Regions from separate parts of the Mus musculus genome. Here region 2 is linked to region 1. A link is a loop called in an ENCODE intact Hi-C map of the cell type or tissue named here. Cell type or tissue: heart. All regions are shown on one strand. Links, peaks and the distances in the headings refer to the core of each region. The heading gives the core; the rest is flanking DNA.

Region 1 (8,357 bases), core at 87-8,086:
TCACTTCTGGTGCCCGGTTGTTTTGTTGTTTGTTGTTGTTGTTGTTGCTGCTGCTGCTGCTGTGGCTGTTGCTGTCTCCCTGAACCCATGGAAGCAAAGTTGTCTTCAACCTTTCTCAATACTCTCTTGGAAAAATAAATAAACACTGAAAAGTGTCTAAGATGAGAACAACAGCCTTTGACTGTGAAATAGTTCGTTGTTTGCATCTTTGCTGTCTTACATTTCTCACCATTTCTTATGGGAATTGCAATCTATAAGTCTTCCCATGTGTAACTTTAGAATTTCAAGGGTGGTTTTTAAACCCCCACCTGTTTTCTGCCAGAGGACACTTAAATTGGTAGAGACAAGTATATAGAAGTGAAGCTTCTGTTGAGGGGCATCTGGGTTCTTTCCAGCTTCTGGCTATTATAAATAAAGATGCTATGAACATAGTGGAGCATGTTTCTTTCTTACCAGTTGGAACATCTTCTGGATATATGCCCAGGAGAGGTATTGCTGAATCTGCTGGTAGTACTATGTCCAATTTTCTGAGGAACCACCAGACTGACTTCCAGAGTGGTTGTACAAGCTTGCAATTCCACCAGCAATGGAGGAGTGTTCCTCTTTCTCCACATCCTCGCCAGCATCTGCTGACACCTGAATTTCTTATCTTAGCCATTCTGACTAGTGTGTGGTGGAATCTCAGGGTTGCTTTGATTTGCATTACTCTGATGATTAAGGATTTTGAGCATTTTTTCAGGTGCTTCTCTGCCTTTTGGTATTCCTCAGGTGAGAATTCTTTGTTTAGCTCTGAGCCCCATTTTTTAATGGGGTTATTTGATTTTCTGGAGTCTAGCTTCTTGAGTTCTTTGTATATGTTGGATATTAGTCCCCTATCAGATTTAGGATTGGTAAAGATCCTTTCCCAATCTGTTGTTGGCCCTTTTGTCATATTGACAGTGTCTTTTGACTTACAGAAGCTTTGCAATTTTATGAGGTCCCATTTGTCAATTCTTGATCTTACAGCACAAGCCATTGTTGTTCTGTTCAGGAATATTTTCCCTGTGCCCATATCTTCAAGGCTTTCCCCCCATTTTCTCCTCTATTAATTTCAGTGTCTCTGGTTTTATGTGGAGTCCCTTGATACTTCATTCCTTCTTAGAATGGGGAACAAAATGCCCATGGAAGAAGTTGCAGAAATAAAGTTCAGAGCAGAGCCTGAAGGAATGACCATCCAGAGACTGCCCCACTTGGGGATCCACCCCATAAACAACCACCAAACCCAGTCACTAGGCAGATGCCAACAAGAGCCTGCTGACAGGAACCTGATATAGCTGTCTCCTGAGAGGCTCTGCCAGTGCCTGACAAATACAGAAGTGTATGCTCACAGTCATCCATTGGACAGAGCACAGGGTCCCCAATGGAAGAGCCAGAGAAATACCCAGGGAGCTGAAGGGGACTGAAGCCCCATAGGAGAAACATCAATATGAACTATCCAGTACCCCCAGAGCTAATTGGAACTATACCACCAATCAAAGAAAACACATGGTGGAACTTGTGGCTCTAGCTATATATGTAGCAGAGGATGGCCTAGTTGGTCATCAATGGGAGGAGAGGCCCTTGGTCCTGTGAAGGCTCTATGCCCCAGTATAGGGGAATGCCAGGACCAGGAATGGGAGTGGGTGGGTTGGAGAGCAGGAGAAGAGGGGAGGGGATAGGGGGTTTTCGGAGGGGAAACTAGGAAAGGGGATAACATTTGAAATGTAAATAAAGAAAATATCTAATAATAAAAAAAGAAGAAGTGAAGCTTCAGAGTCCTACCTGCCTGCTCTTCATCAACACCCTGCACTCCTCTGAAAGCATCAATGAGCTCTAGAGGGCCACAGAACCAAGTATAGAACTTGATGGCGTATGATTTCATTCAATATTCCAATGTCTGGAGTTATGAAGTGACTTAGCCAAGGTCATTCTCAACTCTCCGAGTCACAATTGTCTGACCAGCTGAGTCAACCAAAAATAAATTTTCTGCTAAAAATATTCTGGTAAGCAATTGCTTGTCACTCTGAAATGCTTTCCACTGCCTCACCAAGAAAATCAAGTGTTTTTCTCAGGGACTTTTTCTGCAACAAAACCAGCCAACCGGGCAGTATAGGCCACTTCCTAGGACCAGCTTTGGCTTGAAGAGGACAGAATGCTCATGGCACGAAAATAGCATCCAGTTTTCATGTAGGGTACACAGTGCCTGCTCGTGGTGGGACACGTGTGCCTGTGGAGAACAACCTCCTAGAGTCCAGCCTCTCTCTGCTTGAGTGCAGAGTGTGCTGGGCAAATGAGAACATTGCAAACTTTCTATCTTTGCAGCCTTTGTCTTAGGGTATAGAAAATTACCCCGAATGTTTGAACAGTTCAAAATATCTTTGTAGAACAATCTCACTAGCCCTGAAGAAAGTGATCAGAGGCTGTACTCCCTGGAGGTCCTAATAACTTTTAATAAGGGTTTTCTCCTTAGTTCCTAATGGGAAAAAATGGTTGGGATCCACTTGAAAACTAAGGCTGTATGTTGGAGCATTTCTGAGTTCAGAAAGAACCATTAAACTAGAACAGGCATTATATGTTGATTATAATTTGTCAGAAGACAGTTTATTAAGATGGTACTATGCTAGCCTTTCCCTTCACACCCTTTATGAATACTTATAAAGATCCCAATATTAAAAACACTATTATAATACAAAGGCACAGACAACAGGACCATAAAGCAAACCTATGAAGGGCCTGGGGCTGTCTGGCAGCTTAGACTGCAAGCATCTCATAGCATTTCAATGATGGGGCTGAAGTTAAAAATGCGTATTACTTCTGTAGACTAGTATACTTATACAGTAGGGCAGTTTACAACTACCCTAACTCAAGCTCCAGGCCTCAATGACCCAGGCCTCAGCAGGCACCTGCATTCACATGTATGCAGCATTTCCAACATACAAGTAACCTTTAAAAAAGGGTAAAATTGAAAAAGAATTGCTAAGAAGTTGAGTTGAATGGTGTTAGTGACTTTTTGATTCACAGTTTGCCAACTACAAAGAGAAATTTCATAAAACAGTCATGTGTGTTCCTTAAGAACACTGCAACTTAATTGAAGGAACAAGAGAGACTTAAGCCATGGTCTTCTGCTGTATTTTTGAATAGGACACTACCATTTAACTTCAAGGACCAAGCAGAACATGCTACTTACAGTAAGACCCACGTAACCCCTAACCCTTTCCAGTTTTCCTTTAGAATGAGTGGGTCAAGACAAATCAGTAATTACCATGAATGAAAATTTAAGTGTTTCTAAACTGGAATCGAAGGAATCCCCACTAATTTAATTCATAATGTTTATCCCTAGTAAACAGCATGTTTCAGTTATGAAAGATATTTTTTCTGTATGTGTCTCTACTTTCTGTAAGGGAGAGATGAGTTATGACTAGAGTTGGCTCTGTTCTACCCTGTATCAACCCCTACTTGTGATTGCTTGGTATAGCTCTGCTTTGTCAGAGTGGCAGACAAGTGGCCTACAGGAATGAGGAAAACTGATGTATGAAGTGAGGAAGGAAAGTTTTAAAACAAAGCAATTTCACTAATAAAATGCTCAAGTAGTCTGGAGTAATTTGGGTACTTGGTGAATCATTGCTTAGCAATTCATGAACACTGTGGGTGCTTGGAATTCAATTCCATTGTCCTCTATCTGAATTGCTTTGAAAAAAGGGGGGGGGGGAATCACATGGGAAGGAAAGGAAGTTTTGACTTTCACATGCCTGTTATTGCTAAGGAAACCACTTCCTCCGGCATTCACATATTAAGTGTGTCTCTGCTTCTGGCTTCCATTCAAATTACATCTTGGTGCTGCCTTAAGGAACGAACAAGGGTGGGGAGTATTTTAAAAACTTTACTCAACTCTGTTCAAAGAACAAAAAAGAGGGGGCTTTTCAGATGCCCTTTCTTTTCTGAAGTTCTCTAGGTATCCTTGGATGGAGCCTCTCAGACCTAACAGGATGTCTGAGATTTGAGGGAAGTGGCCTGTGATCTGCCAGTAAACAGATGAGATCGGAGTGCAGCGTTGTTGTATTTTCTGACTGGCAATGGCTCTGAACTATCTCCTAGTTCTTGCTGCAGACAAAGAAACAGGAGATGAATTACCATGTTCTGGGACTGAGTGTTCCTTTCTAATTCAAACTGCAATAAGAAATAAAAATGATTAGACATCCAGGGTGTAGATTATATAACTTGCTTCCTCTTTTTTTTCCCTTTTTGGTTTGTTTTGTCTTTTAAAGGGAAAATGAATAAAATAGAGGGATATTTAAAAGACTGAGCAAGCACATCAAGAGCCTTCTTACACACTGGACTGGATTCTGATCTGAAGTGACAATTTTTACACAGTAGGTCTCTACTTGATGTTATTTTTACTTTTTATCTGTATTTCTATTTTTAACCCAAACAGAAAGAGAGAGAGAGAAAGTATGTGTGTGTGTGCGTGTGTGTGTGTGTGTGTGTGTGTGTGTGTGTGTGTGTGTGGGTGGGTGTGGGTGTGGGTGGGTGTATATGATGTATTCACGTGTGTGCACGTGCGCACACACATGCTGGGGAGATGGTTTAATCTACCAAGCTTACTACAAGAATGAGGACCCAAGTTTAATCCTCAGCTCCCACATGTATACATCTATAAACCCAGAGGTTAAGGAGGTAGAGACAGAAGGCTCCTCAGATGTCACCAGGGATTCTATTGCTGAATCAATGAGTTCCAGGTTCAGTGAAAAACCCTGTCTTAAAAAAATCAGATGGAGAGGCAAGCAGGATGGTATACGTGCTAATGGAACTTGTCACAAAAACCTGATGGCCTGAGGTTTGTCCTTGGAATACAGAGCAGAAAGCAAAAACCAACAACCAAATGTTTTCCCCTGACCTCTATGTGGCTAGTTGTTATATGTACTCATGCATGCACAAGCACAAGCATAATAAATTACATAATTTAAAGTAATATGGTGACAGAGTGACTGAAGAATGGTATATAATGTAAACCTCCAGCCTCCACACACACATGCATACGTACACACGCAAGAAGAATCTCATATAAATTACCTCTTGATCCACTGTAGAAACCCAACAAATTCTAAACTTCTCTGCTGCCAAAAATAGGACACACGCCAGTTTTGTTAGAGGTGCCTAGTTCTCTAATGTCTAGGCTCAATGGTTTGTCTTCTACGTCTGTGTTTTTGAAGTTGCTCATGAATTTTAGAATCAGAACAAACCCCCTCCGTTATGAAGAACAATCTGCAAATAACGAGGCTATGGTGAATGCACGACAGAGGAATGCTCTTTCAATATTGCATGGGGCCAACTGTGAAAAGGGCAACCAACTTCTTCACTGCAGTCAGGACATTACTGTGTTAGGACAGGCTCCCAGAAACCATAAGCGAAGGAATAAAGTGTTTAATACTAAGTGACTTGATATTCATTGTTTCAGCAATCATGGCTTTAGTCTTGATAGTTAGCATATTATAAAAGAGGAACGTATTTTTATATGACCTGCAGAAGTACAGAAATGTATTTACCAGTCTATTCTCAATTGCCTGCACATAACCCCCACACGTTTCAGAAACGTACTTTATTTTCTAAGTTTGATAGTATACAAAGGTTGCAAACCCGTGGCGTACTTTTTCAGTATGAACTCAGATGGTGATGTTTGATGAGGGAGATAGTAGGTATGCTGATAACAGAAATACCTAAGGTGCCCTGAGAACTTACTATTTGTCACTGGGGTGAACATGTAATGTGTTGTCTCATTTAACCTACTGCTAATGACCCTGTAAAATTGGTTCTCTTATCATCCCTGACCTTTATATGAAGAATGGAAGCTCAGAAAGATAAGCAAGTTCTTAATTAGGCTCAGTCCTCCAGGAAGGGGTTAACATTCAAAAGCTAGTGGCTTTTCCTCTCAGTCCGGCTTCTTAGCTAGTAGGTGTCTGTAAAGAGAAAGCCTCTGACATAAACTGGTTTGAAAGGGCTAAAAAGGAAGGGAAGAGCCTCACCCCTTCCTTCCCCAGAAAGTACATATGCACAACTCTTAAGTGATTCTTTTGAACTACAAGAGGTAAATAATATAGTTCTCTGGAGAGGGCGGGGGTTGTCCCAGCCTCAATCATTCAGGAAAGCGAGACTTCCGCAAGAAAAAGGAGCATTTGTGAGCCAGAGAGGATGAGGACTGAGGTCTTGACTGAGATAGCTTGAATGTGGTTGTGCTAAATAACAAACAAACAAACAAACAAACAACAGCAGCAAAACCCACTGTCTTCCAGCATCTAACTATCCTTGCCTCCTCGAGACAGCCTAGAATTCAGAAAGACTCTTTTGGTGGCCGAGCAACTTGAGGAAAAGCTTTGCCTTGTTGACTGGAAAACCGATTCCTCTTATCTTCAGTAAAGTAACACTTAGTGAAATCAAAGACATGTTCCAAGGATACCAAGAGAAGGTTCATATGGCCATGTTTGAACTATTAACTAAATTTAAGATTCCCCTTCCTTTTTCATTTTTGAACTGAGGGGTAAAATTTTGGTAATGGGGGGGGGGCAAATCAGGTGGGAAACTATGAAAACCCTGAGGGCCAATCCCCACCTCTCCATGTCAAATGAAGAGAACCAGCTTTCCTCCCTCTCTTCTTCCTCTTCCTCTTATTTTGTTGTGTGGTGTATGTGTGTGCGGATTTTCATGCGTGTACACATGGACACACGTGTGTGCAGAGGACAGAGGTTGACTTTGGGTGCTTTTCTCTCTCTCTCTCTCTCTCTCTCTCTCTCTCTCTCTCTCTCTTTTAAAGATTTATTTATTTACTTATTATATGTAAGTACACTGTAGCTGACTTCAGACACACCAGAAGAGGGTGGCAGATCTCATTATGGGTGGTTGTGAGCCACCATGTGGTTGCTGGGATTCGAACTCAGGACCTTCGGAAGAGCAGTTGGCGCTCTTAACCACTGAGCCATCTCACCAGCCCAGAGTGCTTTTCTCAAACACAGTCTACCTTGCTTTTTGAGAGCCAGTTTCTCACTGACCTTGGAGGTTGCTGACTGACTAGAATAAAAACATGCCCCAGGGATCCTTCTGTCTCATGCCCACACCCTGCCAGTGTGTCACCATAACTAGATTTTTATATGGCATTTGGTCATCTACCTTATGCAGCATTTAAACCATGCCCTCTCCTCAGACAGATTTTTGTTTGTCTGGTTTTTTTTTTTTTTAATACAAGCTTTTTTAAAAGAAAGATTTATTTATTTATTTATTTTATTTATTTAATGTATGTGAGTACATTGTTGCTACTTTTGGACACACCAGAAGAGGGCATCAGATCCCACTACAGATTGTTATGAGCCACCATGTAGTTGCTGGTAATTGAACTCAGGACCTCTGGAAGAGTAGTCAGTACTCTTAGCCACTGAGCCATCTCTTAAGCCCTTGTTTGTCTGTTTTTAAGAAAAGAAAATTTTAATCCCACAATGTCTTAATATTTCTCCTACTAGATATGAGTCCCAAGGACTCATAGTTCTAGCTTAAGACATTAAAGTCATAATTAAATGCAAATGTCATCGACACATGCTAGTTGACATCTTGCCCTACTTTGTTTAAGAAAACCAACCTCCACTCAGTTGCTAAAGCCCATAATCTTAGAGTGATTCCTAACCCTTCATCCTTAAGTTCAATTACCAATAGGATGTGGCAACTTTGCCCTTAGGGGAGCTGAGTCTGCTGCTTTTCTATTACCATGTCCTGGGCAACTGCAGCACCTTGCTTAGCAGTCCACTTGTTTCTACCCTTGTCTTCTTTCAGTTCATTTTCTGTGTATCAGTCAGTTGGGGAGCTTTCTGTAATTCATTGTTTATCCAAATGTATTGAAAACTATGCAGTTCAGGACACAGTTCATGCTTCTTTTACTCGTGATGGTGTCATCCAGGCCAGCTGTCAGTCTCTACTCCTCTCTTCAACCTCCACACTCCAGTCCTAGGTGACAGGATTAGTTATTTTTCTTGTGGTGACAAAATAACTGATCAAAGGAAGGGTTGGTTTTGACTCCCGGTACCACAGTAGGGAAGGCATGGCTGGAGGAGCTGGAGGCAGCAGGTCTCATTGAGGCCATATTGAACAAGTAGAGTGAATCAATATTGAGGGTGTGCTCACTTTCTCACTGTCTCAGGTTTATGCAGCTGGGAACTTCAACCTGTGAACTGATACAACCCACCTATGGGTCAAACTCCCCGAGTCTCTTAGTTAACTCTGTATCTATCAAGCCAAACGTCTACCTTTGCTAATTTGACATTTTAACCTATTATTTTTAAGTCAGAACATTTCACCTCTGA
Region 2 (8,357 bases), core at 242-8,241, 88 kb after region 1:
AAAGTATTCAGGGAGATTTGCACAGGTTGTTTGCCTTCTTACAGAGAAGCACGCGTACCTCTCTCTCCCCAGTGGTCCTGAGACTCCATCCCTACCCTAGTGCACAAGTATCCTGGGATGGCTCCACCTGTGTGCTTAGCAACAGCACTGATAATCCTCGTTTCCTTTTATCAGGCTCTTCAGCTGTCGTGTTCTTCCATTCCTTTTAGCTTTATCTCTTTCAGTTTTATTTTGAACTTTCATTTACATATAAATAAGACTTGAACATATTGAAAACTTGATTTTCAATAAATGCAGTGTTACTAATGTGTTTTTAGACTGAAGGCACCGTAATGGTGCAAAGGTGCGTCATATATTGCATGAAATACAGCAACTTGGAAATGTACACAGGACACACAAAGAATACCAACATGTTGTCACACCAAGGCAGAGTGCTGAGCGGGAGTTTCAATAGCAACAACTTGTGGTTTGGTTTCCCTCTTTGCCACTAACCTACTGTAAATGATTTAATGTTGTGTTTCAGTTGCACTTGTAGAAGGAGCTCAGTAGCAAACCTGTTCAAGCTGCAAGGTAGGTTGTCGCTGCACAACTTTAGAATAAATGAACCATGGAGCTAGTAACCCTGCAAACACCCTGAATCCTTTAGTATTATATTGGGGGTTAACCACTTATTTTATTCAAAGATAGATCATTCATTCATTTAGCCCCATATTAGGGATGCCAATGAAAACATATGCAAAGAAAAATTTACTTAAATACCCCAGATAAGCAATGAGAAAGTGATTTGTGCTTTGTCATTGGTGTTGAGTTCTAGAAAGTAGAAAGTCTCAAAAACAAACAAAAACCAAAACCAACACAAAGCAGTTTTGCTGTTTGGGTGGCAACCTGCACAGAGGAAGTGCTGCTCTGTGGCAAATTTGCTGAAGTGGCAATTAAGAATTAATCTCCACATGTTAAAAGCCATACAGAAACCTCAGATAATATTCAACCTTTCCAAAGACACTTCTTCAGATTATGTGCATCACTTTTTGGATGACAGAATAATTTACTTTGCAAACAGGGGTCTTCTGAGAGTGAAACGAAGATTACTAGTCATTCTAGCTAACAAGAGTAAACTTACTATCTTGGGAAATTGTGAATGGTGCATTGAGTGGGAAATAAAAGGTTATTTTGTTCTTGTTTTGCTTTGAGATAGGGCCTCATTATGCAGAGCTGCCTTGCCTGGACTTCACTATGTAAACCAGACTGGATTTAAAGAAAAATGGCAGATTTTTTTTTTCAATCTAGCTATTCTTATAAGCTGGCAAGATAGCCTGTTATCTAATATGTATGTATCCATAAATACGTAAATGCATATATTTACATATACATTTGTGTGTACAAATACAGAAACTCATATTATCAGAATACAAAACTTCTGGGTGGACCAGGAAATGAGTCTTCTATTTTAATCACGAAGTATTTCAAGTCAGTTTCCTGTGCCAAGCACTTCCCACATGGGAATGCTGTAAGAATGCAGAAGGGCTGCACAGGAAGTGTAAGAAAGGAATGTCACACTGGAAAGCTCAGAACTTGTAAAGGGCATCTGGTGTGTTTGTCTACCCTCTTTTCTGTGTGTGTGCCGGGGGAGTGGGGTGGGGAGGGGGATGGGAGTGCCATCAAGATGTATTGTATTCATGTATGAAATCTTCAAATAAAAAAATGCTGGAGCTGGAGAGATGGCTCAACAGTTAAGAGACTGGCTGCTCCTCCAGAGTTCATGAGTTCAATTCTCAGCAACCACATGGTGGCTCAAACCATCCATAGTGGAATCTGATGCCCTCTTCTGGCATGGAGGTATAGATGTAGATAGAGCATTAATATACATTAAATACATACATGCATACATACATACATACATACATCTTTGCTGGTTGTGGTGAAGCACACTGGTAGGATTTGCTGAAGGAGGCAGAGGCAGGAGGATCATGAGTCTGAGGCCAGCCTGGGCTACGCATAGGGTCTGGAGACATGGCTCAGCAGTTAAGAGCACTGACTGCTTTTCCAGAAGTCCTCAGTTCAATACCCTGCAATTGTAAGTGGCTCACAACCATCTGCAATGGGATCCGATGCCCTCTTCTTGTGTGTCTGAAGACAGCTACAGAATATCCATATAAATAAAATAAATTTGTACGTCTTTCCCCCAGATGGGGGATGGGGCCACTCACTCATCTCCAAATATTTAACCCAGAATTGCTCCTATCTAAAGGAAATACAGAGAAAACATGTGGAGCAGAGACTGAAGAAAAGGCCATCCAGAGACTGGAGTAAATGGAGATAGGTCTTATCTTGGTACGGAAGTGTATACAACTCTGTCTGGGAGAAGAGGGACAGGTGGATGCTTCACTACTTTCTCTACTGTGGACATAAATAAGTGGTTCTGGAAAAGTACATATCTATAGCTCTCTGAAAGTATTTATCTAGTGTTACTTGATGACCTTTGAATCCAGGTGCTCATGTTCTTAGCTATAAAAACTTACAGCGTTCAGAATCTACACATCATTGCGCCACAGTTGACCATCAATGACGTACAGGACTAACTTTTCAGAAACAAGGAAATTTAAGGTCAAGTTCAGAATTTCCAGTGTGGGCTTATGTTCCCCTAGACTTCTCAGTCTCATGGGGGACATATATGTTCTTGTTTGATTTGTACATAAAATGAAACTAGATGAATTCCATACAAACTTCTGGGGTAAGAAATATAAGCATTATGTCTGCTTTTTTCCCCCCACGGCCTAGGAAAGTCCACTTGAACCTGAGTCAAGAGAAAGAGTTTATCATGTTTCCACCGGGTATCTGTCATCATTTCTGCCTCCATCCCTGTGATAAAGTGTCTGACAAAAACAATTTACAGAAGAAAAGCTTGATTCTGGCTCAGTGTGGAGAAACTTCCTCTGCTCTAACAGCTGCTCTCAGTACTACCCAACCACAGACACGTCAGTGTTAGGCAGCCTTTATCATGGTCACTGTTGGACCTGAGCAGGCCTCTGGGTGGAGGAATTGGGGAAGGTAAGAGAAGCACAGCCTTTTACTGGGGATATAGCGCATGAGCAGGAGGACAGGTGACATAAGACAACAGTAGAAATGTGTCACCTCTTGGCAGCTAGTGATGATGTTTTCTGTAGCTGCTGGGTCCCTCGGGCTGGCCATGGAGGTGCCTGATGGTCCTTCTGTCACTAGGTCTCTCGGGCTGACCACGGGGGTGCCTGATTACTAAGAGTCACCCTCACTTACACGCACTGGCTTTCATTTGCTTTTCTGTGTCTATTACTGGAGAAGGAAGAACAGCTCAAATCCTCTTTCAGTGTCACATTTAGTACTTTGTGTAAGTGAGACTCAAGGGCTCCTCTGAGTTTTGAGCAGAGGCCCTAAGAGAGTGTCTTTGTGACTAATAGAATTCATTTAAAGGAATTATGGAGTAGGAGATGAATGCGTTAGGGCAGAGAGCCTCTTTTTAGGCACAAAGTGGAGCCCATCTAATTTTAGATTTCTGCTTGGGCAGAGCTTGTCCTGGTCTTAACTCATGCTGTTCATTGCAAGGTCGATCAGAAGTAGTCAGAAAGACACGATTAATTGGTAGAGGTCATCAAAAGAGCTATCTGAGTCACTGATAGTCACCAGGAGTGACCAGTTCCTTTGATTACAGCAGGGCTTAGGGGTGGGGTACTATGTCACACAAACCTTCAGCTATGGCATTGAGCCTTTGCACAGTGCTTCCGCGGCTTAGCAACTTTAGAGAAGTTTGTTGTTACTTGTTTTACTTCTGCTTTTAGTATGGATTAGAGGAGTCTACACTTTTGGAAGTACCTGTTGGTATTAGTGAACCCTGGATTGCAAACGGGGTTAAACAAATCGATGTTCTGTGGAAATTCTTTGATCCTCTATAACTGTCAGCTGTAAACCTCCATTTGCACTGCTTTGAAAATGGGAAGATTGACTCTGATTTGAGGACTCCAGGAAGGAACAAACGGGTCTGTAGATCTGTAAGAGGTTTGAGGGGCTGAAAGAGGTGGCTAGGTGCTTGGAGCCCTTGCTGCTCTTCCTGAGGACCCAAGTTGGGTGGCTCACAATGACCTTTAACTTCAGATCCTGGGTGTTTGGTGCCCTCTTCTGGATTCTGTTGGTACCCACATACATGTGGCATACACTCATATAGACACACAAATACACATAAATAAAATCTTTCTTAAAAGGTTGTGAACTTGGTAAAGCTATGTAAAGGGTAGAGGTTAACATTCAGAACACTATAAACTCCAACAGTGTTTGTTACATTATATGCTCAATGTTATCTGAATGCTTCTACTCTAAAATCTAATCACCATAATTACTCTATAGACCATGTACTATTATCATTCCTGTTTTTAGATGCAACCTTAATTCATACATGGGTTAAATAATGCAAAATTAGTTCAAATGCAAAATTACTAATAAGGAAGGTTTAGCTGTCTTTAAGACTCTAATACATTTCCATGGTAACAAACAGCATTAAAAAGTAAATTCATCCGGTGGGTAGAAAGCCCAGCTCTCCACACAGTTTTAAAGAGCTAATAATAGCCGTAAAGAGAACCCTTTCTGCACAGTTGTTGCAGCCAAAGCATGGCCACTTGCTGGTTTAACAAGATCACTTTCATGTATTTTGCTTCCACTTTTATATCTAGGTTAGAGGAGCTCTCTTAGTCTCTCCAAAGTGCCTGTGGAAGTGAGTGAACTCAGTTAGCTATATTCCTGGATACAAGAGGTGCTAAGCAAACAAATTAAATCCTTTGATCTTTCATAAAGAAAGTGCCTCTAATTGTCAACTCTTTAAAGAAATTCAGTTCCTTTCTAACGTGAGGGCTCAAATGTCAGAGCAAACACTGTTGATTTCCCTAGTTAATACCTTGATACACTAAGGTATTAATAAAAAACACCAAGAAGATCCTAATGCTCAGAACTAGTTTTATTATAATTATGTATCTTCTATAATTAAAAGGTTAGATGGGCAAATATTTTGCATATTTCATTTTCACCTAGATTTCAAAAAATTAAATGTCAGACACATCAATAATGAGCTTTTTAAAATTAAGAAGTCTAAAGTGTTCTCATGAATTTTATTGTCTATAGATATGTGGTCCTAAAATGGGAAGAATACATGACCACACTGAGTCACTATTCCAGTTATTATAGTCTTAAAATCTAGTGGCTGTCACAGATTTCCTGTTTTATGCTCTGTGTTAAGCACTTCACCTGTATAACTGACTTACTCTCTACAAGTCTACATCTCCAGTATGATAGAGGTTGTTGTTGGTTTTTTCTTCTCCAGTTTATATTCTCTCTCCTTGCTACAGCAACAGAAGCTTAGCAAATCACATGTCATCCTGTGAAATCAGATGTAGTCAATGGCTAGATTTTGGCCAAGCAAATGTGAATGGAAGGGCCATGTGTAACTCTTGAATCAAACCCTTAAAGGAAGAGAAAACATGTTCTCCTTTCTCTTATTCTTTCCTGACTAGAATATAGACTCCATAGTTCCTGAAAGAGAAGCTACTTTTTAAGAGATTAGAGCAAGCCAAAAATAGCCCAAGGCTACAGAATCATGCTTCTACCTTATCAGCCCATGATGTTCCCATCAGAGAGAAGCCTACCTCTATTTCATTTAGTGGCTGCTGTTTCTTTCCTTTTCTCTTTTCTTTTTTCCTTTTCTCTTCTTTTCTTTTTTTTACATGCACACACAGATCTACTTAATTTAATACATGAGTTGTTGTGGAGGGTTGCTTGTTTGTTTGCTAGTCACATCTGCATTTGGGAGCACGTAGGGAATCTGGTTGAAATTAACTTGGATGTGGCCAGATCTGTAAAGGAAGAAGAGTAAGGCTAATGGCAGAAGCCTGGAACGGAGACTAATGAACTGAAGAAGTGAATGTGACTCCAGAGGTCCAATGTCTGCATGACAGACAGCATCATCAAATGGGATGGGACTATGATGAAGATGAAGTAGATAGTAAGTGTTCTCATAGTGTATGTCACCTCAGGTTAACATTGGGCACAATCATGGATGCTGGCATCTCACTGTTAAAGTTGGGTTTCAGTGACCTTCTGCCCTAGTTTGCTTTCTGTTGTTGGGATAAACTGCAAAGCCAAAAGCAACTTAGGGCAGCAGAGGGTGGGGTGGGGGAAAGGGTTTATTTTACCTGACAACATGTAGTCCATTATAAAGAAAAGTCAGAGCAAGAACTAAAAGCAGGAACCTGCAGGCTAGGACTGATGCAGAAGCCATGGAGGAATGCTGCTTGCTGGCTTGCTTCCTAGCTTGCCTTCTTTTACTGCAGAACCATCAGCCCAGGGCTAGCACCACCCACAGTGGGCTGTACCTTCCCACACTAATCATTCATCAAGAAAATGCCCTCACAGACTTGCCCACAGGCCCATCTGATGCAAGCATTTTCTCAGTTGAGGTACCCTCTTCCCAGATGACTCTAGCTCATGTTAAGTTGACATGAAAGTAAACAGCAGAGCCCTCCCCACAGCTACCTTCAGTTTTTAGTCTTCCTGGCTTCCTGGGAGGCACCAAGAGCAGTGCTGAACACTGCTGGATTCCACATCTGTTTCCGTTGACCTCTTCCATAGGATTCTTGACAGCAAGGAGCAGCTAAACTTTGAGACCTGAAAGTTACCACGCCTAAAGTTAGAAAGCTCTGACAGTGTTTCAGTGTGACCCCCGCCCCCCCCTGCTCCTTCCAACATCAGTTGACCTAAATTCCATTTCAGAGCAGAGGTGTTTCCTCTTGCCATGGGCTTAATCACAACTCTGTACTTCATTTTCCTCAAGTGTGAACATCGTCTTGAGCTGAGTTAGTGCTGAGGTCATCCACAGGAATAGCCAGCCTGGCATCATTTGTCCTTTTTAGCAATGCTGTAAAAGAGGTCATTGCCATATATTTTCTTCAAACGGTTCCCATTCTCCCCCTCCCTAGTTATTTAGATAATGGGGCATTCTATGCATTCGTGCCTTTGTGTAAGCAACCATGAGAAAGGAAATGTCTCATTAGGAGAGATGACTTGCATTTTCTTAGTCTGCTATGAATGCATGAAAAGAATTCCATCTTTAAGAAAGTGGAGTTCTCCCAGGGATAACCACAGGACAATTCATATGGACCCCACATTTCTGCCATCCATAGTTGTCTCCTCACTGAAAGAAAGTTTGATTCCTAACTTCACAAATGTTTCTCTAGGAAAACAACGACAATGACTTCTGCTCTCAAAGACTGCAATACAGTTTAGAATAGGATGCAAATCATTAAATTGGTAGCACCCTATGCTTGGAGGGGTGCTCAGTGCAAGGCCCCCTGCCCAAGTTGAGTGAGATTCAGTGAATTAAATATGAGTCTTCCTCAAAAGGGGTCCATCATCCAAGGCAGAAAATAGACAAATGCATAAATAATTCCAACTCAAGACACATAATGATATGTGCTTTAAAAGAGGCACAAAGGAAATGCTAGAAGAATAGCAGAGGTGAAGGGTACAGCCCCTGGCTTCTAAATGAGATCTCTTATAAAATGTGAGAACTTGTCCGCTTATTGCTGGCAGTCAGTGTCATGGTGAATGCTAATACAACTCTATACAGTCTAGAATCACTTGGAAAGGTGACCAAAATGAGGAATTGTCTACATCAGTTACATCAGTTTGGTCTGTAAGCATAACCTGTGAAGAATTTCCTTAATTGAGTTATTTGTGGTAGAGAGATCTGTCCTGACTGTGGGCAGCACCCTTTCATGGGCTGGGTCCTGGACTGATAGAAAGGAAAACGTAAGCTAAACACAGGCATTCCTTTCTTCTGCTTTAAAATAAATAAATAAATAAAAAAGAGATGAGGCTTTATTTGTGTGTATTCATGTGTGTATGTGTCTAAGTACATTAACATATGCATGCGCAAAAGTTAGATCTCTTGGAGCAGGAGATGTAGCCATTTGTGCTTTGTCCCTCCTGGGGGTGCTGGGATCCAAGCTTTGGTCTACATGATTGAATATCACAAAAGCTGCTGAGCCATTTCTCCAGATTCATTTCTACCCTTTGGCCATGGAGGCAATGTAAGCAGCTGTGTAAAACTCCCAGCACGGGGACTTCTTCAAAACAGTGGACTGTAACCTGTAATTGTAAGCTCATCTAAATCCCTCTTTACCTAATTCTTGGCAAAAGCCTGCAAGTCCTGAAGGCGACAGTCTAGGTAAGGACCGTCTCCAACCATATCTAACCAATGTCTACTGAGTCTAGAGTAGACAAGGAGAACTTTGGAAAGGATTTCAATGTAATGGAGGCCCAAATTTGTTTCTATGCATGGT

Evidence for each region. A loop is a pair of places that touch in the nucleus more often than their neighbours do. Peaks named below come from ENCODE experiments on the same cell type or tissue, not always from the same donor. Only the 100,000 strongest peaks of a DNase experiment are listed, where the experiment ranks them.
Region 2: it touches region 1 in a loop (1.9-fold over the local background); 2 of 42 quality-filtered maps call a loop at or near these places.

What each region holds. Positions count from the first base shown.
Region 1 is chr1:23,198,355-23,206,711 of GRCm38, reverse strand. No RefSeq gene overlaps it. Among named protein-coding and RNA genes, the nearest start is that of Gm29506, 33 kb to the left of the region's middle. In heart, for the core only: no CTCF peak of the experiment used is centred there; DNase peaks (open chromatin) are centred at 4,041 and 6,131; H3K27ac peaks cover 1,359 bases.
Region 2 is chr1:23,110,796-23,119,152 of GRCm38, reverse strand. It overlaps the pseudogene Rn4.5s-ps4. Among named protein-coding and RNA genes, the nearest start is that of Gm30442, 9.0 kb to the left of the region's middle. In heart, for the core only: a CTCF peak has its summit at 4,154 (motif pointing left); a DNase peak (open chromatin) is centred at 1,512; H3K27ac peaks cover 2,366 bases.